2 separate regions of the Mus musculus genome follow, and region 1 is linked to region 2. The links are chromatin loops, found by intact Hi-C in ENCODE. Cell type or tissue: heart. All regions are shown on one strand. Each heading gives the region's core, and the rest is flanking DNA. Links, peaks and the distances in the headings are about the cores only. Region 1 overlaps Tjp2 (tight junction protein 2). Region 2 holds the start of Tjp2 (tight junction protein 2).

Region 1 (9,976 bases), core at 687-8,686, 57 kb before region 2:
CTGACCAATAGGCTCTGCATTTAATGCCTGGTTTACAGACACAAAGACTGAACATGATAAATAGTAAACTGCTTCTGATCAGGGAAAGAAGCAACAAGATAAAATAAGTCATGGTCAGGTCTATGGGACGTCAGAGTTACAGATTGACACAATCATCCATAGGTCACAACATAAGGATTCGAATACTTGGAATTCACACCTGAAAGATATGTATGTGTACCCAAAATGATGTGCAGGAATTTTTTTTAAAAGAGCTTTATTCATAATAGCAACTTTAAAAAAAAGTCCATCAAAAGAATAAAATGCTGAATGTGAATACACATGGAGTGATGAGTGTGCACACACAAGGAATGATGCTGCATGTGTAATACATGGAGTGATGAGTGTGCACACACATGGGAAGACGCTGCATGTATATACATGGAATGACGATGCATGTACATAGGCATAGGATGATGTTGGGTATGCACACGTGGAATGAAGTTGAACATGCACATGCGCACGCGTGGAATGTTACTAAGCAACAAACGAACTAGTGAGTCTCACACAACAACACAGACATGTCATGGAGATTCCCTGGAAAGAAGGAAGCCATAAACACTGAAGTCTTCATGTCAAACAAAACTGTTCCCGGAGAGGGGAATTAAATAAGGTTCTCTTGGTGGGGCCAGTTTGACGATGATACAAAGTGTCCACCTTTCTATCCAAATGGTAACCACACCACTGACTTCCTGGAAGCCTGTGACTAGATGGCACAACACAGAACAAGTACTAATGAGTCATATATTTAAAATATTAAATTTAATATTATACTTTACCACAATAAAATACCCTTACTTTCAGCACCAAATCCAAAAAAAAAAAAAAATTAAGCCTTTTATTTGAAAAGTAAACACAAATCTATATATAAATACTTCACCAAACACCATAAACATGGCAATCTAGAAAATGTTTGAAAATGACTCTGTAGACTGTAGAGGGCAGATCTTTCCTGGATCCTTCTGTTGCTTTGGTAAATTCTTTCTGTATGGAAACATTCCAGACAAACTGTTTTAAACTCCAGTTCTTAAGAAGGCTCAGAGTATCTTTCTTTCCCTCTCCAACCACTCCCTCCTAGAGTCAGCTGCCAAGCTGGGCATTTGAGCAGTGTATCCAACTAATACGCCTCCCAGACTTTAGATTAAAACCTTCACTTTAGGCCAGGTTGCCTTTAATCCCAGCACTCTGGAAGCAGAGGCAGGCAGATCTCTGAGTTCGTGGTCTACAGAGTGATTTCCAGAACAGCCAAAGCACACAGGAAAACTCTATCTTAGAAAAAACAAACACATAGGCTTCGCTTAGGGCTGTAGCTCTGAGGTTAGAACGCTTGCCTAACAGGAACAGAGGCCTGAGTTTTTCCCAGCAGCCCAAAAAGGAAAGAAAATAAATCCTGACACAGGCCATATGCAACTCTGGACCACCTGGGGGCCTCTTACTTTCCAAGAGTCTCCAGCAGCCTGATTTGCCCCGGTAACAATAACACTAGGAGGAAAGAAACAAACGTTTTCAGTTTCATACCTGGGAAATTTCAGGGAGTGTCTAAGATGCCACAAATCTCTCTCCCCTCTTAAAACTCACCCAGACACTAACCAGAGCAGCCTGAGGCTGGAGAAGTGCCTTCCTGGAGGACATGCTCAGAAGTGCTGGACTCCAGCTGAAGCAACGGAGAGCAAGCACTTTCACAGGAGTCCCTGAATGAGGAAGTTCCTCTCGCAACCATCAATCAGAAGTCTGGTTTCTAGCCTGGCTGGAAGGGGAGCCAGAAGAGGCTCCCAACTGCAGCCTGGGGCCCCTTCTGTGCTCATCCCTGCAAAAGTTCACCCTGGGGGGAAAGTCTATGGCAAAAGGCAAGGGTGTGTGGGAGGCTTCCCCCTCCCAGGGGACGCCACCCTCCCCCGGGACGCCACCCTCCCCCACAAGCAGCTTTGCCTGGAAAAGGTGGAGAAAAGAATGAAAATGGATTCTCAAGAAGCCCTCCAAGAAAGCTGGAGTGGGGCTGGAGGGAGGAAGGCTTACTGCTCTTTAGAGGACCCTCCTTCCGTTCCCAGGAGCCACAGCAGGCGGCTCACAACTGCTTAGAACTCCAGTCCAGGGGGTGATTCAGAGTGCTTCCTCTTCTGCTGAATTCAGTTCCCAGCACCCCATCAGGGGGCTCACAATTGCCTGTAAGCCCAGCTCCAGGGAATCTGACAACAGGCCTCCAGGGATATGTGGGTGCACACATACACATTAAAAATAAACCGGGGGCTGGTGAGATGGCTCAGCAGGTAAGAGCACCCGACTGCTCTTCCAAAGGTCCTGAGTTCAAATCCCAGCAACCACATGGTGGCTCACAACCATCCGTAATGAGATCTGACGCCCTCTTCTGGAGTGTCTGAAGACAGCTACAGTGTACTTACATATAATAAATAAATAAATCTTTAAAAAAAATAATAAACCAAACTTATTTTTAAATAATAAGGGTTGGAAAGACTCCCCAGTGGATAAGAGCACTTGCTGCTCTTACAGAGAACCTGGGTTCATTTTCTAGGACCCACGGGGCAGCTCACAACTGAAGGGACTCTAGCTACCTTGAGTTGGCCAGCATGACTCTAGCAGACCTGGCCCTTCTCCTCCATTCCCTCTGCCTCGCTTAAAAACAACAACAAAAACAAACAAACAAACACACCAAACTGCTATCCATTCCAAAGGCTAACCCCCCATGGTCTATTTCCTTATTGCTAATTCCTATTCCAGAAACTGACTACCAAGGTCCAGCTGTAAAGTCTAGCAATCAAAAGCTCCCTTCAGGCACCTAATTAACATGCACAATTAAAATTAAACACTTCATCTCAGCACAGGGTTTCCCATTTCACCTTTATAAACCATCATTTGCCTGTCCCCTCTCCATCCAGAGGCAGCCCTTTATCCCATTCCAAGACAAATAACCCTCTTCTTTCTTTTCTCTCCGTTCTCCCTCTTCCTCTGGCTCCTGTCTCATCCCTTAACCCTGACCTCTGTCCCTCCAGAGCAAATACATCTCCTTTGTGCTAAGCGCACATTTTTCCTTTTAACAAGTCTGTGTCTATAAACTGGGCATGGTGGTGCACATCTTTAATCCCAGTCAGGAGGATCTCACCTAGTCTACATAGTGAGCTCCAGGACACACAGCCAGACCTAATATACAGATGGAGGAAAAAGGAAGTCTCTAGCTCCGGCTCCAGGGATGTGAGATTCTTGTCTGGCCTCTGAGAGTATAAGGCGCAAACAACCACCGAGTACACAGACATACAAGACGGCAAAACACCATACATATAGAGAAAAAAATAATTCCAGAAAAAAATTAAAATAAAATCTGGAAAAGGGAGGAGAAGACAGTCGCTACTGGCTTGAGGGAAGAGAACCCTGTGGCTCTGGCTAGTACATTATTCAAGCTGCAACTTAATAACAGATCTTTCCATTGCTCTGTGAGCTAAGCAACTACCAGGCTCCCTGGGACCTTTGCCGTTAAACAGTATGTCTTTTTAAAAACGTCTTTCTGAAAGAATCCAATGGATGCCTTTTTAAAAGAAAAAAAATAAGAAAATAACACACACATATAGCTGAAAGAGCAAGTAATTTGGAATATCTTGCTCCAAACTCCTTAGAATGTTCTCTAAGCTTTACACTCGAGCACTGAGAGCCCCCAGGAAGTTAGGGGCCACAGATGACTTTATTAGCCATCTAAACTAAGCAGAGCTGAGGTCTGCAACTCACATAAAGTGGCCAGTTAATTAGCGCTGCAGTTTCTGCTGCTTCTGGGCCTAAGTTCTGCAACACAGTAACAATTTTAATGGAGACCAACCTGAGCTAAACACAGCCCCATCTCAACAACAGCACACTGAGAGGTCCAGAAGCAATTCTACACTTTTTTTGGTTAAGACTTTTTAGTTCATCCAACTATCATCCATTCGCTACAGAAATATGAGGAATTCTCTCAATTAAGTTCGCCACTAGTCTGAGTCATGCTAGCTCATGCCTTCCCAAATCGAGTCAATCTGATAAGTACACAGTGACTTCGTCTGATGCCCTGCCCCGAGAGCCCTTGTGCCTACCACTCTGACTCACACAAGGGCAGGGCTCACAGCTAATGGGAAGTGACTGGCGGTATGCAGTGGCCGGAGGAAACAGGGGCAGGTGTACACCAGCCAATCCCACACAGCCGAGCAGCTGACTCCTCACTGAAGAGGGCTAAAGAGGAAGAAGCCTGCTCCTCGGTCGGAAACTGAGCTCACCAGGAAGTCCTTTAGTTTTGCTAAGAACCTCCCTCACTAATCTCATCGATTCTACTCCGCTGAATCCTCCGGAGACTGAGAGTGGCCGGTGACGTGAAGGTGTTGTCTCCGAGCTACAGGGATGACTCTCCTGGGTGAAACCCCACCCACCCAGGTTCTCAGGTGCGCCTGCTATCCTTGTAAGGCAAAAAGAAGAAACTGAACTTGAGCCAAGTGGGTAGGATCAGCTCTCAGATCATGTAAACAAATTGCTATAGTCGGACATTAAAGCAATGAGGCCGGCTGACAAATTTCTTTTTCCTTCCTCCTGAGAACAAAGGCCCTAGAAGCTCCAAGCCCTAGAAGGAACAAATACTACTAGAAAGCATTAGACCTTAAAAACTTTTGGTCCTGCAGGGGAGCTCCTTAGGCAGGGAGGTAAACACACACACACACACACACACCCCTGCGGGGAAGACGACTCTCAAGCAAAAAGACCTGCTTGGAAGACATTTCTGCCACCTGAAGCTGCAAAGGACCCTCCAATCTGCTGAGCTGCCTGCAGGCTGTCCAGTGTGGTCCAGGTTCCCAGCCTTTGTGAGCTGTCACCCATGCCGGGGTGAACTTTGGCGATAAGAGTTATTCTGGGGTGATCTGTGCTCATCCATATGGGATCATTTCTATTCCTGAATTCAGATTCCTGTAGGGAACCCCAATAAAACTCACTGGGTCGCCAAGCTGGACTTTGGTGGTATCCTTACCACTAAAAATTGGGTGTATCATGGGTTCCCAATCTGGGATTGAGTGTTTTGTCCACCCCGTAAAATAAAAAATTAAGTCACACAACACCTGGCTCGCCTTACCTTCAACTCAAGGAACTAAAGTTTCTCTATCACGATCCACGTTTTCCTTTGTTAGGATGGCAAAAATGTAACTGGACTTTGAGACTGGTGTACAGTCTAAAAACTTACCACCAAAAAAAGCTACAAACCTGGTCTGGACAGGTGTCTCAGCAGTTAAAAGCACTAGCTGTTCTTGCCAAGGACCAGGGTTTGATTCCCAGAACTTCATTCTCTGCTCACAATCACCTGTCAGCCCAGACCCAGAGGATCTGCCAAGCCTCTTCTGGCCTCCAAGGGACAACAGGTACCCATTGTTGTGCAATATAAGTGCAGGCATATAATAAAATAATTTTAACTCTAATAAGTACCTGGCACAGCAGGTACTTAGGATATTCCAGGCCCTGGGTTCCACCCACAGCTTCCTGAAGCAACAAAGGGGACGGGAGGTGTTCATTCAGAGATGTGTCAAGATTACATTTTCCCCATTACTATATTTACTCCTCACACAGAACAGGAGGAGGAGGAGAAACATAAAAGCCACACCCATCAAAGTCTAGTCAGGCTAAAACATTAGTCTAAGTTCAAATAAGCACATTACAAAGTATACTCTACTGTGGCTGGATGGCAGCCTGTATCCTGTTAAAGACCCAACTGTAACCATCTGCCAGGCGGCACTCATCAAATAGCATGTCCTGCTATGAAATGACTAAATACAAGTCACCAGCCAGAGGCTTCGGACACTTCACAAATGGCGCCACAGGCACACAACTAGAGAACGGCTATAATTCAGAGTGTCTCCTTTTCCTTTTCCTTCACATCAGCGTGCACCTCAACTGTCCTCCTTAAGTCAAAGCAAGGGGTTGTTTTTCTACCTCAAACTTTGCGGTTCCTACAGCATCCTTGTCAGAGCCCCCTTTATAGCTCCATGTATGCACCAGAAGTATATAAGTAGGTTCCATCCGCAGCACCATAAAGCTAATTCATTAACGAAAACCAAGAATCCCGCCACACAACACATTCTGTAAAGACCCTGAGAAGTTAAAACCTTTACGCGTGGCAAGCTATTTGGTGATCTGCATTCTTCAGGCCGCACTTGAAAACAAAGTGCTATTCCCTGGAAGGGCGGGAGTACCTCCTCCCCGCCCCACCACTTTATCACAAAAGAATGAACAGCATTTGGCCATGCAACTTTCGATGTATCACCTACTCGGAGAAAGCAGAAAAAGGAAGGGAATCCAGCCAGATGTTAAAAGAGCCCCACAGACACACCATGGGCAAACAGTCAGAAGAATTGCAGAAATGGGGGATGGGGGTGGGGGAGTGGGGTTGTCCACAGGCTCAAGACAGAGGCCATGTGCTCAACACTTCTGCTCTCCCAGGATGTCTCTGCATGTGCTGCTCATGAAGGTATGGTGGGGCTGGGAAGGTATATACTCGAGAGCTCTCCTGAACCAAGTCACATGTGCTTTACACAGTGACACCCAAGGCTCAGAGAGCAATAGCCTTCATGCTTTCAATTTGTACAGTCTACTACTGACTTACCATGAAAAGTTCACAAATCTTAATGCGGTTTTACTTCACATTTATTTTTGTTTCATCCTAAGCTACCCAACCTTCAAATAAGTGGGAATGCTGACTGGCTTTGGCTTCCACTCCTCACTCGATATTAATGTATAACAACTGAAAAACAGAATATGTCCCATCCAAGAAGCTAATAAAAAAGATAGAATTTAATTCCTGTCGAAGAGAATTATTGGGTAGGTTTTGGTGGTGGTGGTGGTTTTCTGTTTGTGTTTATTTTGAGACAGGATCTTATTATGTTGCCCAGGCTAACCTAGAACTCACAGAGATCTGCAAACTTGCCCCTCCAGGAGTGGTAGGATTAAAGGCGTGTGCTGCCACAAGCGGCTGGATTACTCCATTATTGCTGTTTCATTATTTAAATTAACTTATTAATTAAATTATCTAAATTAAAAGTGGTACATGCCTTTAATCCCAGCACTCTGGAAACAGAGGCAGGCAGATCTCTGAGTTCAAGACCAGCCTGGTCTATGGAGTTCTAGTACAGCCGGGGCTACAGAGAGAAACCCTGTCTTGGAAAAACAAAAGCAAAACAAAAACGGGGCTGAAGAAGTGGTTCCCAACATTAAAAGCATTTGCTGCTCTTGATGAGGACCCAGCCCCAAGATGGCTACTCATAAAACCATCTGTAACTATAGTCCCAGGAAATCCAATCCCCACTTCCAGCAGCAAACACATAAAAGCAATATATAGACTTCCATGCAACAAAGCAGCATACACATAAAACTAATTAATTACATTTTAAAGAACCTTTTGTACTGCAAGTTTTTATGAACCACAACTGAGAAAATACTCCAAAGGGGGAAAACAAAAACAAAAAAACAATCAAATGGCTGGTCAAAGTCCTTAGTGTGTTTTCTGAGAGGCTTAGGGATAATGGCCAAAATAATAGGCACCTGTCATTTAAAAAAAAAAAAAAAAAACACACACACACCACCAGGACAGAGAGCGGTGGTGCAGCCCAGTATCAGGGTTCTTGCCCATCACACTTCTGATCAGCAACACCACGGCCCAAGCACACAATGACCTCCGGGTGCTTAGGAAATTAGCGCAGTTGCCAAATTCTTAGAAGCACAAGTCTAAATCAAGTGGAAAGAAAGAGAAGAACTCCAACTCACAGTTCAGCATTACACAAAAACCCTGCAAGCCTATGGACTGCCTTCCCAGGTACCTCCCAAATAAACACTAGCCATTGCAATGATGGATACTGGATACCAGGATCGTTCTTTTTAACAGTTAAAGCTAACACCTCCTTAGAATGTCACAGGTGTAAGAGCTGCTACTAAAAAGGAGGACGGGGCATCACAACATTTCCTGTACTGGTTAACTGGCCACTACATGGCTCTCTGTTCTTTTTTTCTTTAAGATTAATTTATTTATTCATTTATTTATTTAATGTATATGAATACACTGTCACTCTCTTCAGACACACCAGAAGAAGGCATGGCATCCCATTACAGATGGTTGTGAGGCACCATGTGGTTGCTGGGAATTGAACTCAGGGACCTCTGGAAGAGCAGTCAGTCCTCTTAAACGCTGAGCCATCCCTTCAGCCCCCATTCTCTATTTTTAAACCTGGTTTCCATGAACTCTGATGTGCTTAAATTCACCACACTGGTATTAGGTTGGGTGTCTCAGTCTATGGCCCTGACTCTTGGGCTTGGAATCCAGAGACTCTCAATAGACGGGCTGACAGGATACTTTAGCTCCCCTCCACCCAAGCCTGGGGAAACCATGCACAAGATAGCCCCAAACCCAAAACATCTTTATCTCACAACATCAAGGTCACTGGGGCCACAAGTTTTTGCATCCCTGATTGTTGCTAAGGATATATATAACCAACGAGGCATTTTATTGAGAGACAGCTCTTATTTGAGATAAAGCTTTAATATGGTCAGGCTGCTTAATGAGATTTGTTTTAGGGATTAGGCAAGGAATTCCCTAATGGCTAGTTATCTTGGGAGATGATGAAAGTCGAGTGATCATTGGTCCTCCCCAATTCTACTGCTGCCCTATGGCTACCACATCTCAAGCCAAAACCTAATCAAATGTCTTTTTAAACAACTACTCTTGTACACAGAGCTACAGTGACCTAAGGTAACCCCCCTCACACCTACTTTCAAGAATCTGTCTCCTTAAAAAATAACCTCAGGAGGGGGGAAAATTGTGTGAAAAGAAAGCTAACGGAGGGGGCTGGTGAGATGGCTCAGTGGGTAAGAGCACCCGACTGCTCTTCCGAAGGTCCAGAGTTCAAATCCCGGCAACCACATGGTGGCTCACAACCATCTGCAACAAGATCTGACTCCCTCTTCTGGAGTGTCTGAAGACAGCTACAGTGTACTTACATATATTAATAAATAAATCTTAAAAAAAAAAAAAAAAAGAAAAGAAAGCTAACAGAGGGGATATTGTCATTGCCCAAGCACTCAGATACATTCAAGAAGAGCTCACCACTCACACAGGACATAGCTGGTTAGCAGCGATTTGCTGTCCTCACACAGGACACAGCTGGTTAACTGTGATCTGTCCACACACAGGACATAGCTGGTTAGCTGCGATCTGCTGTCCACGTGCAAGGAACTAGATCAAGAGTGAAGCCAATTCAGGCAGTAGTCACTTCAAACAAACTCCCCATAAGGCGATACAAAGATGAAACTGGTCCTAAGCAAACCTCAAAAAGAGGACCCTTTACCGTGTTGGAAGTGGAGTGGCCTTTACTCTGAACGCAGCTCACTGGGCTGTTAGGAGAGCCGAACCACTAATTACTACATTAGGAGTTTCTATGATTGTCCTTCCCAAGGTTGGGTCAGTGCCATCCCAGGCCTTCCAAAAAGAGTTGTACCACCTTTTTGGCCTCTCAGACTTTCCATTGGCAATTATCTGGCACTTCTAGATTTCTAGACCTCGCCTCCCTTATCAACCCAAAACCCTTCACTTGATTCTCGTGCTTAACTTTGGGGACCCATGACCACTGTGTCCCTAGGCGCCTACTCTCTGCCAGTGCACCGTGAGGTAAATGCATTCCCAGCCATTCTCTATGGTGACTTGCATGAGGAAGTATCTGCTCACATGCTTTCTTCCCTGAAAGAATCCCCGAAGGGATGCCGAGAAGACAATCCCACCCTTTGTTGCACCTCTGAATAGCAGGGTGTGCATCTGTATTACACATCTCTCCCTCAGTGCCAGGGATCATCGAAAGCCAGAGCCATCTAAATAAAGCAGTCCGCCATACTCGTGTGCACTAGACTCCTGCAAGCAGAGATCCAGTCAATCTGGGACTCA
Region 2 (9,976 bases), core at 1,293-9,292:
ATAATTATTCCTCTAATTTTACACAAAGCTTGCAGCATCTCTGAGTTTGTGGTATATGCTCCTGTTGATTGCACCAGGAAGTAAGGGTCAGCTCTGCTAGGTAGCACAGACGAGCACAGACCTCTCCATCCTCCTGCCCAGTTCGAGAGCGCTGGGAGCACACTCTCACAGGTGGACGTGTGTCTCCACATCCAGCTGTGTGCTGCTAGACCGCATTTTGGGGTACCAGATAGTACATTCAGGTTGGCATGCGAGAATAACATTATCCATCCTTGTCAGTAATAAAAGTGTTCCAGAGTTGGCTTGTCAGGCGCTAGTCTGACTACTGTCAGGCCAAGCATCAGCAAGGTCATTGGAGGTCTCAAGGACCAACAAAAGAACCTTCTGCTCCTTTGGCATTTATTTCTGTGTTGGTTCTTTTTTTTTTTTCCATTGACTTTAGTGCACTTATAGTGCAGAACCTGATATTCCAGAAGAATCAAATGAAGAATGAATGGGTGGGTATCTAGCTTCCTGGCAGTGAGCGAGAACAGGCAGCCAAGCGCTTCTGATTTGATACGGGTGAATGACAAGAGAAGGAACCATGGTTTCAAGCAAGATGATCAGGGCGACCTCAATGTCGGTTCTGTGAAATGAGAGGAGAGAGGCTGGGGGGGGGGGGGGGGCGTGGCAGGAGGGGGACTGGAGAGGGAGCTGGAGCTGGAGGGGGCTGGAGGGAGAGTCGGAGGGGGCTGCAGGGAGGAGCTGGAGGGGGCTGGAGGGAGAGCTGGAGGGGGCTGCAGGGAGAGCTGGAGGGGGCTGCAGGGAGGAGCTGGAGGGGGCTGCAGGGAGAGCTGGAGGGGGCTGCAGGAAGGAGCTGGAGGGGGCTGCAGGGAGGAGCTGGAGGGGGCTGCAGGGAGGAGTGGAGGGGGCTGCAGGGAGGAGCTGGAGAGCCCTCTGAGGTTATTGTGAAGGCGATTGGATCACAGTATATTCAGAAATTTCTGGTTTACAATGATCATACACCAAGTGTTTACTAACACTAAATCAAAGTTAAATGCCTTAATCTTTCTTATGGAGAAACCAGTATTCCAAATCTCCATGAAGACTAGTATCAAGAAGCATTCATTTAGAAAAAGAGAGGCCTGGCATGGTGATGGATCAGATGCCTTTAATCCCAGCACTTGGGAAGCAGAGGCAGGAGGATATCTATCTATGATTTCAACACCAGCCTAGTCCATAGAATGAGTCCCAGGACAGCCAGGGTTATAAACAGAGACCTTGTCTCAAAAAAGGAGGAGGAAGAGGAGAGGGGGTGCAGATTAGAACTGGCAAACTAAGACTGAGTTTTTGTTTGGTTGTTTGTTTTGGTTTTTTTCAAGACAGGGTTTCTCTGTATAGCCCTGGCTGTCCTGGAACTCACTCTGTAGACCAGGCTGGCCTTGAACTCAGAAATCCGTCTGCCTCTGCCTCCCAAGTGCTGGGATTAAAGGAGTGTGCCACCACTGCCCGGCTCAGACTGATTCTTATGTCTTTATTGTTGTTATCCTCTGCTTTCTGTATGGGTGTTTTGTTCAAATGTACATCTGCGCACCACATGCCCTTTCTGACCTCTGAGGGCACTAAATGATGTGGTGCACTGGCCTATACATGGGCAAAAGGCCCATACATAAGAATTGATAAAATAATAAAGTTTAAAACAGTGTCTTAGTTTGAATGTCCACTCAAGTGTGTGTGCATGCACAGTTTCCCGAGTTGACTCCTAAACCTGTTTATATAAGAGAACCACTACAGGTGCCTACACCTACATATTCCAATATAAACCCCGGATTTAGTGAGCCAAAGACTTGGCAGGTTTTCATTTTTAATAACATTTTTCCTCGGTTGTTTCCTAAAGATTTTTCCCCCTTCTCTGTGGACTGCAAACAAAACAGCATTTGTCGCTAGATAAAACATGAAACTACAGTATGTTTTCAAAGCTATTCTAAGAAAGGAGGGAAACTCCGCTCCACTCAGCCTTGCAGAAGTAAGAAGAATTAGCGGTTGGAACGCTGTGAATGCCGGAATCTCTGGGGGGGGGGGGGGGGGGCGGGGAATGGACAGACTTTCTTGCTAGATCTTGGCTGAGTTATTGTCAACAATTTCAAAGGGACTTTTCAATCAAAGGAAGCTGTAAACTCCTTCCTCCGTGTGCGTACCTCCTTCAGATGAAAGTCCCAACACAATCAGTCATGAGTCTTAAGAAAGAAAAGAAGGAGCCTGTTTGAAGGACCTGCCACTAGGCAGTTATTTATTAAAGTGCCCAGCACCGTTGCGCCCCGTCTGCTGTGTGTCCTGAGTCATGTTCTTGATCTATCACAATGACTTCTGAGACCTGTTCACATTTATGTTCTCATGGAAAATGTGCCGCCAGACCACAAACTGAAGCTTTTAACAAATGAAAACAACTCATCACTATAACAATTTCCTAAGCTATAGAAACATCCTTATTACTGTGGATGGGGCTACTGGACCCTCACCCTGAACATTAACATAACAGGAAGGGATTGGAGCTCAGAGGTTAAGTGCAGAACTCTATAAGGTTGGGTTCCCAACACACCCAGTCTTTGAACTACAGCTCCAAGGGATCTAACGCCCTCTTCCGGTCTTATCGGGCACACACCCACACATGGACACATAGACAAACATAAAATAAATCTTTTACAAATATATTTTAAAAACAGGTGGAAATATTTTAAATTTCTATTTAAAATCTTTTTTTAGTCCCCTCAAGTCTTGCTGTGGCTCCAATATTTGCGGAGAGAAGCTTTTTCTTAAAGTTCATTCAGGCTACTTTTAAAACTTAAAAGTCCGTGTTAAATGAAGTGGGGAGGGCGGCGTGTTGGAGAGACATCACAGTGGTTAAGAGCGCTGGCTGTTCTTCCAGAGGACCTAGGTTTGATTTCCCCAAAACCCAATATTTGTAACCTCAAAGTTAATGAATACAATGCCCTCTTCTGGTCTCCAAGAGCACTAGACAGACCACGGCTCACAGACTTTTAGTCAGGCAAAACACCAAAACACCCATATACACTTTACTATAAATATATATATATATATGTGTGTGTGTGTGTGTGTGTGTGTGTGTGTGTGTGTGTGTGTGTTTGTGTGTGTGTGTGTGTGTGTGTATATATATATATATATATATATATATATGAAAGTAGGGGAGGGACTGGAGAGACCGCTCAGTGGGTAAAGAACTTGCCACTCAAACTTCACTTGTGGACAACAGTAACTGTGGGGCAGAGCCCAGACTGTAATCTCACTGGGAATCGAAGACAGGGACCCTCAGAGCAAGCTGGCGAGCTGGACAGGCAAATCAGGAAGCTCTGGGTTCAAGTGAGAGAGAGACATTGCCTCAGGATAGAAGGTAGGAAGCCACCTGATGTCAAGTTCTGGCTTCCACATGCCGGTGCATACAGCGCTCACACCCGCACACACACCACACACACACCCACACACATATACACACACACAACACACACACATACAACATACACACTCACACACCACACACACACACAAACACACACATACACACACATACACACACACACACCAATACACACACATACATACATACACACAACACACACATACCACACACACACATACACACACACATACACACTCACACAAGCACACACATACACACACCACATAAACACACTCACACCACACACACATACACACACACTATACATACCACACACACACATACACTCACTCACACAAACACATACACATACCACACATACACACAACCACACACACACACACACACACACACACACTCACACACAAGGGGGTGGGGTGGGGTGGAGGTGGGGGTAGCAATGAAGACTCATGCAGTAGAGGGGCTTGCAGCCAAGTCTAAGGCTCCCTCCCACCCCAGGACCCATAAGGTAGGAGAAAACACTCATTAGCTAGCCTAGAGTTTGCTAGTAACCATGCTGGCCTGGACCTCACAGAATTCATCCTGCTGTCTTCTGAGCGCTGAGATTAAAGCTGAGTGCCACCAAGCTCTGTTATAAAAAGTAAGTTTTTTAAAGACTTATTTATTTAATGCATATGTGTACACTGTAACTGTCTTCAGACACACCAGAAGAAGGCACCAGATCCTATTTCAGATGGTTGTGAGCTACCATGTGGTTGCTGGGAATTGAACTCCAGGACCTCTGGAAGAGCAGTCAGTGCTAATACCTCTGGGCCATCTCTCCAGCCCTGTAATTTTTTTTTAAGTGCAGTTTCATTACTTAGTACCAAGGCAATGAGGAATTAAGAGATTTCGGGGAATCTATACTTAGTTAATTCATGCGGGCTGAGTCCACTCCCTAGGTGACTCCATTCCATTGCAGTCTAGACAAAAGAAAACCCTCCTGGCTCTTTATCTTCCTTAATGGAAAGCACACAACAGAATCCTGCAGCTAGCCTACCTTGGCCACTTAGTAATGTTGCATCTATTCTGCCTATTACATTCCTAGTCAGGATTCTCAGCCCCCTGAAGAAAACTGAGGGCATTCGGTGCCGTTTAACTTAACATTTAGGAAGGTTAAAATGCTCAATTTCACGTTCCGTATCATTTTAAGGCACATTTCAAGGCCAGAAACAAAAAAACCTGCAGCCTTATATGTTAGCCAAATATCTTCAAATCTCAATAAAGAGCCAATGGCTCTGGGGGCGGAGTGGGTAGGTCCAGTGTGGCTGTACTGTCTGTCCCCATTTTTAAAATAGCATTCAGATTTAAGGCTGAGTAGGAGTCCGACGTGATTCATTCCTTAGCTGGGCACCGCCACTTTTCTTGGGCCAAAGGTTCCCAAAGGTCAAAGTGCAAATAGATCCCAGGGCTAACAGGTCTAGGGTGCGGCCTGAAACCTGGGTTTTCAAGAGGCCCCCAGGCAATGTCCCAGAATCCCTCTCTCCTTACCAGGAAACTGGTCTTTCAAATGAACTAGGAAAGTCGGGAAACTTTTAGAGGCCAGAGGAGCCTCTGAACAGAACCCGCACACCTGCGGACCTGGGAAGGCGCGGTGGACAACTCAGAGACAGTAGCTCAGAAACCCTCTCGCACACTGCAGCAGCCTGGAAAACACCCTTTTCAAGCTCGGAGAATGCTTGGCATTCGGTGGCCTTTTTCCAACATAAAAATCTCCAACTCGGCTTTGACTGAGAGTCCCATAGAAAAGCCACGGAAAGCAGCCCTGGAGAGCTGACAACGCCCTGTGTTGACAACTCGGCTCGTCCTTTATAAAAGAGTCGAAAGACCCCAAATATATATATACACACACACACAAAGTCGAATTAAATGTTTCACAAAGCGACGGGACTGTTTTCCTGTCGGCGGCGGGGGAGGGGGCAGACTCATGGTCACCAGGATCGCCCCCACCTGCACACAGACACCAGCTTTCCCTCGCTCCGCGCCCGTTCAGGTCACCCACCCCTTAGATACCATCGCTGCCAACAGAAACCCAAAGGCCCTCTGAATCTAGCAGAAGAGACGCTCTGCGGGAGCGAAACAATGTCCCCGCCTGGAAGGACAAGGAGGAGCCAGGCACCTGTAGCAGCGGCGTAAACTCAGATCCCGGGTGACCCTAAGTCAACCCCGGTGATGCGAGGCTGCCCAAGGGTGGGAGATGGAAGTACGCACGCAAAAAGCAGTGCTCAAGAAATCACATCCCAAACCCCACGGGGACAACCGGCGTTCACGCACGCTGCCCCGCGGCGAGCCAAGGCTCCAGAGCAATCTTGTACCCCGGGAGGGACAGAGCCGCAGGTACTCGCCTGGAGAAGGGGGGCGGCGGCAGCCAGCAGAGTCAGCGCGCAGAAAGCGACGGTCCCAGGCGTCGGGCGGCGCAGCGCGGGCAGCGCCTGTCCGGAGGCGGAGTGCCGCGGGCTGCCGCAGCAGGCGGGAGCCAGTGACCTCCGCCACCGGCCGTTCCTGGGTATTGTTGTGACTCAACCTATTTCCTGTTTGGAGGGCTAGAAGAAAGGGGGACAAGTGCCTATCTAGAGTGTGTGTGGTTAGGGGGAGGGTAGATGGGCGGTGGCCATCACCTGCTTCCTCCAGACCCGGAAAAAAAAAAAAAAAGTAGCTCGCGCCACTTTGGGTCGTCCTGTTGGCGGAGGGGGAGGCCTCACCGGCGCCACCCAGCGGTGGGGCAGGGATTGAGCGACGCTTCCGCCTCTTTTCTCAGCAAAACCCCCAAGCTTCGGCTCAAGAGTATAAACATTCGCAGGGTTTATCTAATTCGTGCCCAGATCTGCTTTCAGTCTTTCCGCAGGTGCTGGCGAGGAAAGGTCAGTCACCCCTCAGAAACCACGGGAAGGGTGTTTGTGGGTCACTGTATGTATACGGTAGGGGAGTGGAACGGGTTGATTTTTGTTTGGGGAAGAAGAGAAACGGGTAATGGTATCGGTGAAAGATAAGTTTTAAGATCAATTTCAATCCCCCTCCCCCTCCAACCTCCCTGGTTCTCTGGCTCTGAGGCTCCAATCCGGAAATACCGGTTCCTCTCGGGGGACAATAGGTGAGGGCGGAGCACTAAGCCCAGAGCCTGCTTAGTCACACCGCGGGGAAGGAGGAATGTGCCTAGTGCCCAAGGCTGCACCCGGGGCGCAAGTTCGCCTTCCATTTAACCTAGTCTGGTTAAAAAATCCTAGGAAGAAAAAAAGAAAAGAAAAGAAAAAGAAAAAAAAAAAAATAAAAAGAAAAGCTGGATAGTGGTAGCGTATGCCTTTAATCCCAGCCCTTGGGAGGCATAGGTAGACGGATTTCTGAGTTCGAGGCCAGCCTGATCTACAGAGTGAGTTCGAGGATAGCCAGGCTACACAGAGAAACCCTGTCTCAGGGGGGAAAAAAAATCCTAAGAAGATTCCAGGGTACAGGATAAAAGTTGTGGTGATGGCGAGATGGATAGTGGTGATAGTTGTGCGGTGTGAATGCTCGCACTTGCCCACTGCGTTGCAATTTTAAGTATTTTAGTTTGCTTTTTTAAAAATCCTGTAAAGGATGCTGAGGTTCTATTCCAGGCAACTTCGCGCACGAGCGCCCTCTCCTCCCCACAAAACCCTTTCGCCAGGAGTAACTATGTCAACTGAGACACTCTCTCAAGGAAAAAAAAAAAAGAACAAAAACAACAACAACAAAAACAAAACCCCAACAAGAGAAACCAGGAGTGGTAGCACAGATTTGTAATCCCAGAGCTGGGGAGACAGATCCTTGGATTTACCAGCCCCCGAAAAATGAAAGACCCGGTCTTATAAACCAACATGGACAGATCCTGAGGAACAGGTGTTATCAGACCTGCCAATACACACACACACACACACACACACACACACACACACACACGCCCCAGGCAAAGGAAGATCAAACCTGAAGGCTCAGGCTTTAAGAAAGTATCACTTTAAGAAAAATGAGCACAAGCAAACTGTTAAGCAAATAAAAGCATACCAATTGTGCCTCCATTTACTAAGAAAGGAAAAACACCTACCCATGAATTTGCTTTTTCTTTTTTTGAGTTGAGGTCTTAGTTACTATGGCCCTAATGGCCCTTCCATGCAATCCTGCTGGTTCCAATTTTGGGGTAATCCTCCTGCCTCAGCCTCCCAAGTACTGGAATAATGGGGTGAACACTGCTGTTGTGTTTTTAAAAAAGAGAGAGAGACAGAGAGAGAGAAAGAACTTGGAATATGTTTGTAGGGTGAGGTACGGTGAAGGGGTGACTCTGGGCCCATGCTGAGGCATCCCAACCCCCTGAGGTACCAGCCATATGACAGATATAGCATGGAATAGAGTTTATTTAGAGCATGAGGAGTCGAGAGAGTAGAGACAGAGAGAGAGAGAGAGATAAAGAGAGCGAGAAGAGGAGCAGAGGCCAGCCATTAACATGTGGAGAAAGAGGGGGAGAGGAATGGGGAGAGAAGGGACAGAGAGGGAAGAGGAGAAGAAGAGAGTGAGGAGGGGACAAGCAGCCCCTTTTATAGTAAGTCAGGCACACCTGGCTATTGCCAGGTAACTGTGGGGCAGAGTTAAAAAACTACCATGTCCAGTTGTGTGTGTGTGTGTGTGTGTGTGTGTGTGTGTGTGTGTGTGTGTGTGTGTGTGTGTGCATTTTAAATTATTTATGGGGGGCCTGGAGAGATGGCTCAGCGGTTAAGAGCACTGACTGCTTTTCCGAAGGTCCTGAGTTCAAATCCCAGCAACCACATGGTGGCTCACAGCCATCTATAATGAGATCTGACTCCCTCTTGTGGAGTGTCTGAAGACAGCTACAGTGTACTTACATATAATAAATAAGTAAATTTTTTTTAAAAAATTATTTATGTTTGCATTTGATAGTATGGTTGTTTTGTCTGCATGTATGTCTGTGCACTGTGTACATGTCTGGTACTGTCAGAGGCTAAAAGAGGCCATTGGATTCCCTGGAAGTAGAGTTACAGTCTATTGCTAGCCTGAGACCCTGTTGGGAGTACAGCGTGAAGTCCTTGTGCCCACAAATCTCCAGGGAAACCAGGAATGTTAAGCACACAGGATTGCCTTTCCAATGAGAAAGATGTAAAACAAACAAACAAACAAACAAACAGAATCAACAACCCAAAACCTGTTGTTCCATTGAGAAAGCTGAGAACTAGAAGCGACTTATAGCCTGGTGTTGTATGTTACCAGTGAGCCAGACCATAGCAAGCTCCCACACCCAGGACTGGCAGTGGCTAGTAGTCTAAATGACCCTTACAGCCAGGGACTCCCCAAGCTCCCATAACCAGGCCTGGAGATATCTAAAAGTCTAAGTGATCCTCACATTATCTGTATAGCCAGAGGCTTCTCCAAGCTCAATAAGTTTAGGTCCAGGCATGGAGGTTCACACCATTAATCCCAGGAGACAGAGCCATGCAGATCTCTGAGTTCAAGGACGATCTCCAGAGCAAGTTCCAGGGCAGCCAAGCTTATGAAGTGAGGGAGTTGGAAAACAGAAAGCTGTTGATATGATAAGGGGAGCCATGCTCCAATCCCAGCAAGCAGCAGGATTCAGGAGCTTCGGCCGGCCATGTGGCTCTGGCTTTACAGTCAAGATAGAAGGAACTACTGGGACAATTGATGCTGGCTAGTTGGAGCTAAGAAATTAGCAGTGATTAAGAAGAGACCAAAACCACTGAGGTGAAATCTTCTGGGAAGTGTTACCTGAGACCACAAAGAAGCTGTGTTCCAGAGGTAGCCAAGGTCGTACCTCATGCTGCAGCTGGACTAGGTAATGGGTAAGAGTCAACCCTCCCCCACCCACCCCCCATCCCTGGTTGTATTGGTTTTAAAGACATGAAGGAGTCATGAAGAGCAGCTGAGGACTGGGACTGTCAGAGGCCAGGGCAGGCCATTGGTAAAAGTGCGGCCTCAGTTGCAGCTGATAGCCCAGTACTGAAGGGGTCATGCAAAGAAGTTGAGGCTTGGCACCATGAAGGGAGCCTATGAGAGGATATGGGTGAAGCCTAGTTGCAGCAAGACCCCAGTGTATTGGAGATGCCTGTACCATAGGATGATCATCAAGAACAGCAGCAACAGTGGAGTGGAGTCAACCAGAGCCTAGAATACTACAGAGGGCAGAGCTGGAGATGTAACCCAAGCCCTTTGGAGGAGCCCAGAAGATCGTGTGTGGATCCGGGACACACTGGAACAAGAAGTTATAACATTGAAGTTGCCTTGGACACCCCAAGATGTTAGAGCTGTGAGAGTTGTGGGATACCTGCTGAGGAAAGCTGCTAACAGGGAGTGGAACCAGCCCAGGAGAAAGAAGTGGGTTGTAGTCAACAAAGATGAAAAAGGAGTGGAGATCTGAAGACCATTTTGACATCAGACACAGAGAAGCAGAGTTTGGATTGTGTCTAGGTGGTTTCCTGTCTTGCCTTGGGGATTACAGTTAAGTGATTGGATGAATCTCAGAAGAGACTTTGAACTTTGGACTTT

What was found. Peaks named below come from ENCODE experiments on the same cell type or tissue, not always from the same donor. Only the 100,000 strongest peaks of a DNase experiment are listed, where the experiment ranks them.
Region 1: a loop joins it to region 2, with 2.2 times the contacts of the local background. A loop is called at or near these places in 18 of 42 quality-filtered maps.

Annotation. Positions count from the first base shown.
Region 1 is chr19:24,162,482-24,172,457 of GRCm38, forward strand. All of the region lies in intron 2 of Tjp2 (tight junction protein 2), which reads right to left. Among named protein-coding and RNA genes, the nearest start is that of Tjp2, 58 kb to the right of the region's middle. In heart, for the core only: no CTCF peak of the experiment used is centred there; a DNase peak (open chromatin) is centred at 4,200; H3K4me3 peaks cover 2,309 bases; H3K27ac peaks cover 3,057 bases.
Region 2 is chr19:24,219,052-24,229,027 of GRCm38, forward strand. It overlaps Tjp2 (tight junction protein 2), which reads right to left and starts at 5,975. Exons shown (of 24, transcript NM_001376368.1): 1 at 5,800-5,975. In heart, for the core only: CTCF peaks have their summits at 2,647 (motif pointing left), 6,176 and 8,285 (motif pointing left); DNase peaks (open chromatin) are centred at 6,000 and 6,540; H3K4me3 peaks cover 2,437 bases; H3K27ac peaks cover 2,224 bases.